Linked DNA regions of Mus musculus: region 1 is linked to region 2. Evidence: chromatin contacts called from ENCODE Hi-C or POLR2A ChIA-PET data. All regions are on one chromosome and are shown on one strand. Each heading gives the region's core, a stretch centred on a gene start or an enhancer-like site at or near the end of the contact. The rest is flanking DNA. Distances are from core to core; before and after follow the strand shown. Region 1 overlaps Anks1b (ankyrin repeat and sterile alpha motif domain containing 1B). Region 2 overlaps Anks1b (ankyrin repeat and sterile alpha motif domain containing 1B).

What was found. Hi-C counts contacts between places; a loop is a spot of excess contacts on that map. ChIA-PET counts read pairs that join two places held with the same protein, here RNA polymerase II (POLR2A).
Region 1: a map of v-Abl transformed pro-B cells shows a loop between it and region 2 (4-fold over the local background). The contact joins two enhancer-like sites. A Hi-C loop is called at or near these places in 4 of 37 maps with a recorded cell type or tissue (Patski, mouse trophoblast stem cell and v-Abl transformed pro-B cells). POLR2A ChIA-PET finds 5 or more read pairs at or near these places in 1 of 5 experiments (Patski).

What each region holds. Positions count from the first base shown.
Region 1 is chr10:90,857,877-90,861,299 of GRCm38, forward strand. All of the region lies in intron 17 of Anks1b (ankyrin repeat and sterile alpha motif domain containing 1B), which reads left to right. Among named protein-coding and RNA genes, the nearest start is that of Apaf1, 220 kb to the right of the region's middle. Within about 2 kb of position 1,967, at least 1 of the 3 ENCODE cell types and tissues checked has a DNase peak (open chromatin) inside an H3K27ac peak, as active enhancers do.
Region 2 is chr10:90,727,684-90,731,149 of GRCm38, forward strand. All of the region lies in intron 17 of Anks1b (ankyrin repeat and sterile alpha motif domain containing 1B), which reads left to right. Among named protein-coding and RNA genes, the nearest start is that of Apaf1, 350 kb to the right of the region's middle. Within about 2 kb of position 1,878, at least 2 of the 3 ENCODE cell types and tissues checked have a DNase peak (open chromatin) inside an H3K27ac peak, as active enhancers do.

The DNA of each region.
Region 1 (3,423 bases), core at 717-3,216, 130 kb after region 2:
GAGTTCCAGGACAGCCAGGGCTACACAGAGAAACCCTGTCTCGAAAAACCAAAAAAAGAAAGTTATTATGGAAGTGTTAGTGGATATGATTTCATTGTGTTTTAAAACTCCACTTGCCCCCAAGACAAGGGTTGGGGGAGGGGGAGGTAGGCCAAATTAAACCAGTGTAAAATTTACCTTTTTAGCTCAAGTTTTAAAATGCTATAAAATTTAATTTGAAAACTGACTACTAGAGATAGCTGCTACAACTCTCTGACACCCCTAGAGTTAAGGGATCAAGTTGTTTGCATTTTCATGAAAATTGACAATTCCAAGACTAAAAAAGCCCTGCCCCCCACCCCTAGCTGTGTGTCCAGGTCACAGCCCTATCCAGACTCTCACAGTCCCTTTGTTACCTAGGTCAGGACAGTTTTGCTCTGACTCAGGAGCCCTGACTCCCAGCCAGAAGTCTCCTTCCATCCCAGGAGTGACAGCACATGTCTGGTCCACCCCAGAACAGATTATCACCTGAGTAGAAAGTAGTCCTAAAGGCAGGAACTCCTTCTAGGGCCCTCAATATTTATTTATTATTTATTCACGTTATATCCCAATATCAGCCCTCCTCCAGTTTTCCCTCAGAAGATCCTTCCCCCACTCTCCTTCCCCTTCTCCTCTGAGAAGATGGAGCACCCCTACCCCCACCCCCCAGTATCACCAGCACTTTTGGCACATCAAGTCACTCCTGTACTGGGTGTTTCCTCTCCCACTGAGGCCAGACAAGGCAGCCAATTAGGGGACCAAGATCCACAGGCAGGCAACAGAGTCAGGGGTAGCCCCTCCATTCCAGTTGTTGGGGGACCCACATGAAGGCCAAGCTGCACCTCTGCTACAGATGTAGGGAGTTGGGTGGGCGGTGAGCAGGGAGCTAGGTCGAGCCCATGCTCACTCTTTGGTTGGTGGTTTAGTCACTGGTAGCTCCCAAAGGTCCAGGTTAGTGGATTCTCTTGGTCTTCCTGTGGAGTCATTGTCCTCTTCAGATCCCCCACTCCCCCCAACTCTTCCTCAAGACCCCTAGAGTTCCATCTCATGGTTGGCTGTGGCTCTCTGGATCCTGCATCTGTTTCCATGAGCTTCAGGGTGGAGGCTCTCAGAGAACAGTAACGGGAGGCTCCTGTCTGCAAGCGTAAGAAAGTATCATCAATAGTGTCAGGGACTGGTTCTTGCCCATTGGGATGTCGAGATGAGATGGGTCTCAGTTTGGGCCAGTCACTGATTGTCCATTCTCTCCATCTCTGCTATGCAGAGCATCAAGTATCCACTGAGCTCCATGGAAGGCAGAAAGGAAATACCCAATTTCTCCCCTGGTAGAGCTTGCAGAAAGCACCTCTAGGAACGCACTCTCAGAGACAAAGGAAGGTTTGAGGAAGCTTCAAGAGAACAAGATGATGGACCTGTGGAGGTGGCTTCTCCGCCCTGCTGATGGATTTTGCTGCTGGGCACCGCCAACCACACTTTTTTACCGACACTTACCTTCATGTGCTTGGTCACGCCCTTAGCATCTTCAGAGCCTTTGGAGGTGTTCTTCTACCAAATGGGTATAATACCTTTTCCCAGGCCTCACACACAGTGTATGTCCACACTGTCTGTCCCTGTCAGTGATTTCAGCTCTCCTCAGCCCTTGCTTCTTTTCCATACGAGGAAGTTAGTTTTCTAACTTTGGTACGTTTTATACAAGTAGGCATTTAGTCGCATCATCAATATTTAAGATAATTTGGGAAATGCCTCACCTACATAGTCCTGGATTCGAATACTCCGGTGCTCCCATGACATTGTTTAGAGGTTTCTTGTCCAACGTGTGCATCCTGCTGACGGTTTTGAAGCAATATGCACCATCCACCTCCAGACAGCTGGATTCTTAGTCTGTAACATGAGGCAAGCTGCGCCTGGGACGTTCCCAGCAGCCCACACCTAACACCAGTGTTCCCGTTCAGCGTGCTGCCCACACTTGGCGCCTCTCCCATGGCCCCCCTCAGGTCCAAATGTGCTCTAATTTAAATCACAGTTTCGTGGATCTGAGTCTAGGGCTTTCTCCTCTTCTAGACCCTAACTAAGCACCTGGAGCGGCTGAAGCCCATTTCTCATTCTATCAGTGTGTGTTAAGCAGGGGTGGCAGGAGACAAAAAGAGGTATCAGATGGAGCTGCTGGAGAGTCTGCTAAGAGGGGGCGGACTCCGATGAATAATCCAGGAGTAGCTTTGGATGTGGAGGATACAAAGAAGGCTTTGCCTCCCATTCACCATGGCAGAAGTGTTAAGAAGTAATATGCAGGCAGAGAACTGACTTTTATTCTTCTGGACGTAATTTTCTTTAAGAAGTGTAGGAAAGAAATGAAAAAAAAATGACCGCCACTTCCCCGTTCTTATCCACTGATTGCATCTGGTCCCATTTCATCTTGGTTCTGCTTTTTCCTGCCTATATAATAATAATTACGGTCTCATGCCCTCTTATGTTGTTTCTCTTGTGGTCAGAGGCAGGAAGTAGATTACATCCTCCTTGTCTCTAAAACTATTGAGATTGTTTTTGTTTTGGAGCCGGTCTCGCATCCTGTGCACTAAAGAGTTCAAATGACATCAGAGTCGTCTCTTCTTGAGATGAGATTCACCAATGCCTCTAAAGAGGGACCCAGGTAATCTAGTGGACCTGAAAATTTATCCTAACCCACAGTGATGGAACAGCACAAATGGTTATTGGCTGGCTTCCACAAGAAATTCTTTAGAGGCGGTTACATGCAGTTTCGAACATGTATTTCCCCCACCCACCCTGCTCTTCTTCCCCTCAACCTTTACGTATGTTCATTTGGTCAAGCAGTATTTATGGATCACTCCTGTGCATGGACGTGCTAGATGCTGGCAGATCTGAAAAGTGTGACTCCCCATCCTTGCTTAGAACCATCCTTAGGATGAGGAAGTTGCCGTGAGTGATGAGGCAGCTGGGGTTTTGTTCCCAGAGAGGGAGTGTCAGTCACACAGGCACAAGAATCAGAGGGAAGTCTGTGCAGTCAGAGTCACAGACAGGTTCTCCAGCCATGCACCCAAGACGGGAAAGAAGGGGTTAGAGCGGAGAACAAGAGCCAGGGAGACGAGAGCTAAACCCAGGTACATGGAAATATTGATAGGTAGAAGGAAGGCTTGGGTGCCCCCTAACATGATTACAGCTGCGTTTTTGATAACTCTTTCTACCTAAGTGTAGGAAATAGATGGAGATAAGACCAGAAAAGACCCAGTGAGTCACCTTGTTCCTAGGGATCGGTTGGAGATGGCAGTGGGACTCGAATGCTGTACCTCAAGGACACAGGGACAGCACCTGTCACACTGGTCTTTGTTCCAGAGGTTCCTACCCTATGGCCTGCAGGCAGTCTGAATGGTTATGCCCCTATTCATATAT
Region 2 (3,466 bases), core at 628-3,127:
TGTGCCTGACTCCTCCTCTGCAGTGGACTACAGCAGCTTTCTAGCTAGAGTCTGGATTTCTTTCTCACTGGCTGCCCTACCATGTCAGATGCAGCCATAGACATGGAAGAGGAGGAGGAGGAAGAGGAAGAGGAAGAGGAGGAGGAGGAAGGGAGGGAGGGAAGGAGGAAGGAGGGACAAAGAGGAAAGAAAGAGGAAACGGAAGAAGGAAGCTGTTGAGGATGTTGAAGATGGACGAGATGAGCTGAAGATGGAAGTACTAATGAGAAACATGGGGAGTAGGGGGCAGACAATGAGATTGATGTGGAAGAGGAAGGGTGGGATGGAAGAGCAGGAACTGTTAGTAAACTCGGGAGCAACAGTTTGCACATCACATGCTTCTAATGACAGACCGCCAGGTCCATCCATGTGCCCTTCCCAGGCAGTGCTAGCCACAGAGCACACTCCTAGCCTGAAGCCACCATCTGCCAACTATTTCAACTACCCACAAGTCAGGACAGAAACATCTCTCTGCACCCCTTATGTCCGGCCTTTTCTTCTGATGCCTAATAATAAATAAATCATGTGTAGAAGGATGTCACCTTTGACCTAGCAGCCGAATTTGCTAAAACGTTGTACTTTGTAACCTTTTGTATTTCACCAAAGTCCTTTCTCCCAGAACACTTATTTCTCCGACCCAAATTACAGTCTAATATATGTAACATCTGCCATGACTACCAAGATACAGAGGCCGAGCTGGCTCAGTGACAGGACACTGGGTACAATGTAGCCACATGAGCTACTCTGTTCCAAAAAGTGAAATTGAATGTAAACCCAGTTTATGTGCCCAGGGATTCGCGCAAAGGTCACAGTGTAATTCGTCAGCTGTGCTCTGTGGAGTTCACCCTGCTCACCAAAAGGCTGGGCTCCGCGGTGGATACAGCTGCCAAGCTGTTCACCTTGCTCGTTGACTTTCCTGGAAAATTGAAAGCTTCCAGATGCCTATCGGGTGTCTTGTCTCTGCAGCCAACTGACTGTTGGTGCTTCCTTCCGCTTGCAGCAGTATGCTGGGGGCTTTGGGGGGGTGGCGGGGGGTTGGCAGACACGGGCTTCCCTTCAGGAGCCAGAGACAGCTTTATCTGTTGGAGATTAACTATTACTATTTCTGCTATGACCCACAAGGAGACCGCAACCAATGATCTCACTTCAAGGCTTCTGTCAGCGCTGTAATTCAGCAGCGGTGGCCGAAGGTAAAAGTTGTGTGCAGTAATTGAAATGTCCACTAGGTGGGTCTGGTGTTCTTCCAACCAGAAAGCAGGCGGCACCAGGAAGGCTGGCTCCATCTTTCTTGTTGCAAAGGTTTAAAAAGGGGGGGCCGGGGGAGGGGGGCTGGAGGAGGGGGGCTGGGGGAGGAAGGGGAGTAGGAAAATGTGTCTGGGGCTGTGGTTTTAATATTCATCCTAGATTACATGGGATGGATTATTGTTGGTAGCCATTCATCTGAGCCCATGAAGATCGTTCCTTGCCTCCTTTTTACATAGATGCATGTGAAGCCTACATCTATATTTTAACCTTATTTTTTTTATGATTAAGAAACCATATTAATTGATGTCCCTGTGTTCGGATGGCATGCGCGCTGCCATTTTCTCATCGCTGCTTTGACAAGTCCCTTCACCACCAAAGGCACAAGTTTCCAGTAAAATGATATATTTTTCTTTTGTGAAGCTTTTCTTCCATTCAAAGCTCCACGGTTGTGTTTAACATTCCCAGCAGCTGTTCTCAGTGTGATCTTCAGTAACCTCTGAAAAACATGATTCAGGTTTACAGAACTCCTCTCTTAATCCTTGTCAGAAAACCTCCTCTTACACTTTAGGGTACAATAGTCAATAAAGCGGACTTTTAAACCACCCCGGGTCACCCCGGCTTAAGAGACCACTTCAAATTCTTAATCTGTTTTCCAGTTTCGCATTACTTCCTCCAGCTCGCGTCGAGCTTATGTTTAAGTATCATCATGAAATGTCAGATGTTTTCCTGCAAAGCACTGTGGGAAAATCCCCATGGTGCCAAACACAGTGCTGAGTTCTCAGAGCAGGCAGGACAGGTGACAGCTGTTCTCTTCCCACCCTACCGGAAACAGGCACAAGGACAGGTTCCATACAGAACACCAGACGCAGAATCCACCTGCCCTTGAAAACACCAACCGGGAGCAACTAAGAGGTGTTGGTAAGCATCAACATAGATCACTTGAAAGTCTGACTCCTTTTTTCTTTTCCTTCATTTTAAGTGAAAAGAAGCATGGTCAAATCTCAAATGAATATTGAGATGAACCGTTTCAGCATAGAAGCTTAGGTGCCTTTTGGTGCTAATTATATGACAACATCTGAATGGCAAAAGACTAAACAAGATGTAGCTCTCTGAGGCAGCGGGGACAGCCAGCCCTAAGCATTTTCTAACATAAGCCAACAACCTTGAAAAAGCTGATAACAGGAAAGTTATCATTGTTAATACTTGATTTTTAGTGACAGGGTATAATTAGTTGTTTTTATTAGTTCAAACAATTCAGAGTAGTATAGAAAGGGAGATTCTTTGTAATTTTGTTGCCATCTTCTTCCCACATAGTTATAGTCTGTGAATAAAGAGGTAGCAGGTAACCTTGTAAGAATAGATGGATGGTATATGTCTTTCAGTAATTCTAAATGGCTGTTTATTCTAAATATTCTAAAAATTCTAACTGTGTAGGTCATGCTTCAAAAACTGGTAAGAATGCATTTAGTAAGATGTCATGTGTTTCTTTTTAAATAATGAACACAACATCTCTATTGTGCTAGCCTTTGTATATGTGCAGTTCTTACTAAACATCTACCCGCTCTGTCAATTCATATCCCTATTAAAGTTGATCCAGGCAGCATACCAAGAGATATGACAAGCAAACCCTGCTTAGCAACCAAGCCATAGTCCCCAAGTATATCAAGGTCTTTACTCGCATATTGCTTAATATCATCTGTCTCAGCTGGTCTAGTTGGCAGAGCCCTTTGAGCTGGTGGGGATGTGGTAAGAGTAGAACATAGACTTTTGGTACCACCTTCCTGAGGTTCTGTCTGGGTATTCAGCCTAGACAGTAAAACGGACCAATCATGTGGCTTCTGATTCCTGAGGATTGCTGACCTTCATTTTGTAAAGTGCAGTATCCATCCCTTCATATATGTCTGGATTTTCCAGTTGTTCTCTGACCCAAGTTACTCCATCTGTGCAGAAACTCGATAGCACATAGGAGATCCACAGAGTAAAAAACACTGATGCAGTTGGAGTCCATTTCAGCTATTCTAGTTAATAACCATAAAACCTTGAGCAAGTCATTTAGCTCCTTTGTCTTTTGCTTCCTAATTTTATAATAGTTGGGATATTCATATATGTTATTAGAAACTCTAGAACATAGTAAACTCAATGTATGTTAGCAGTATCTTCAACATAGTGATGGTCATAACAT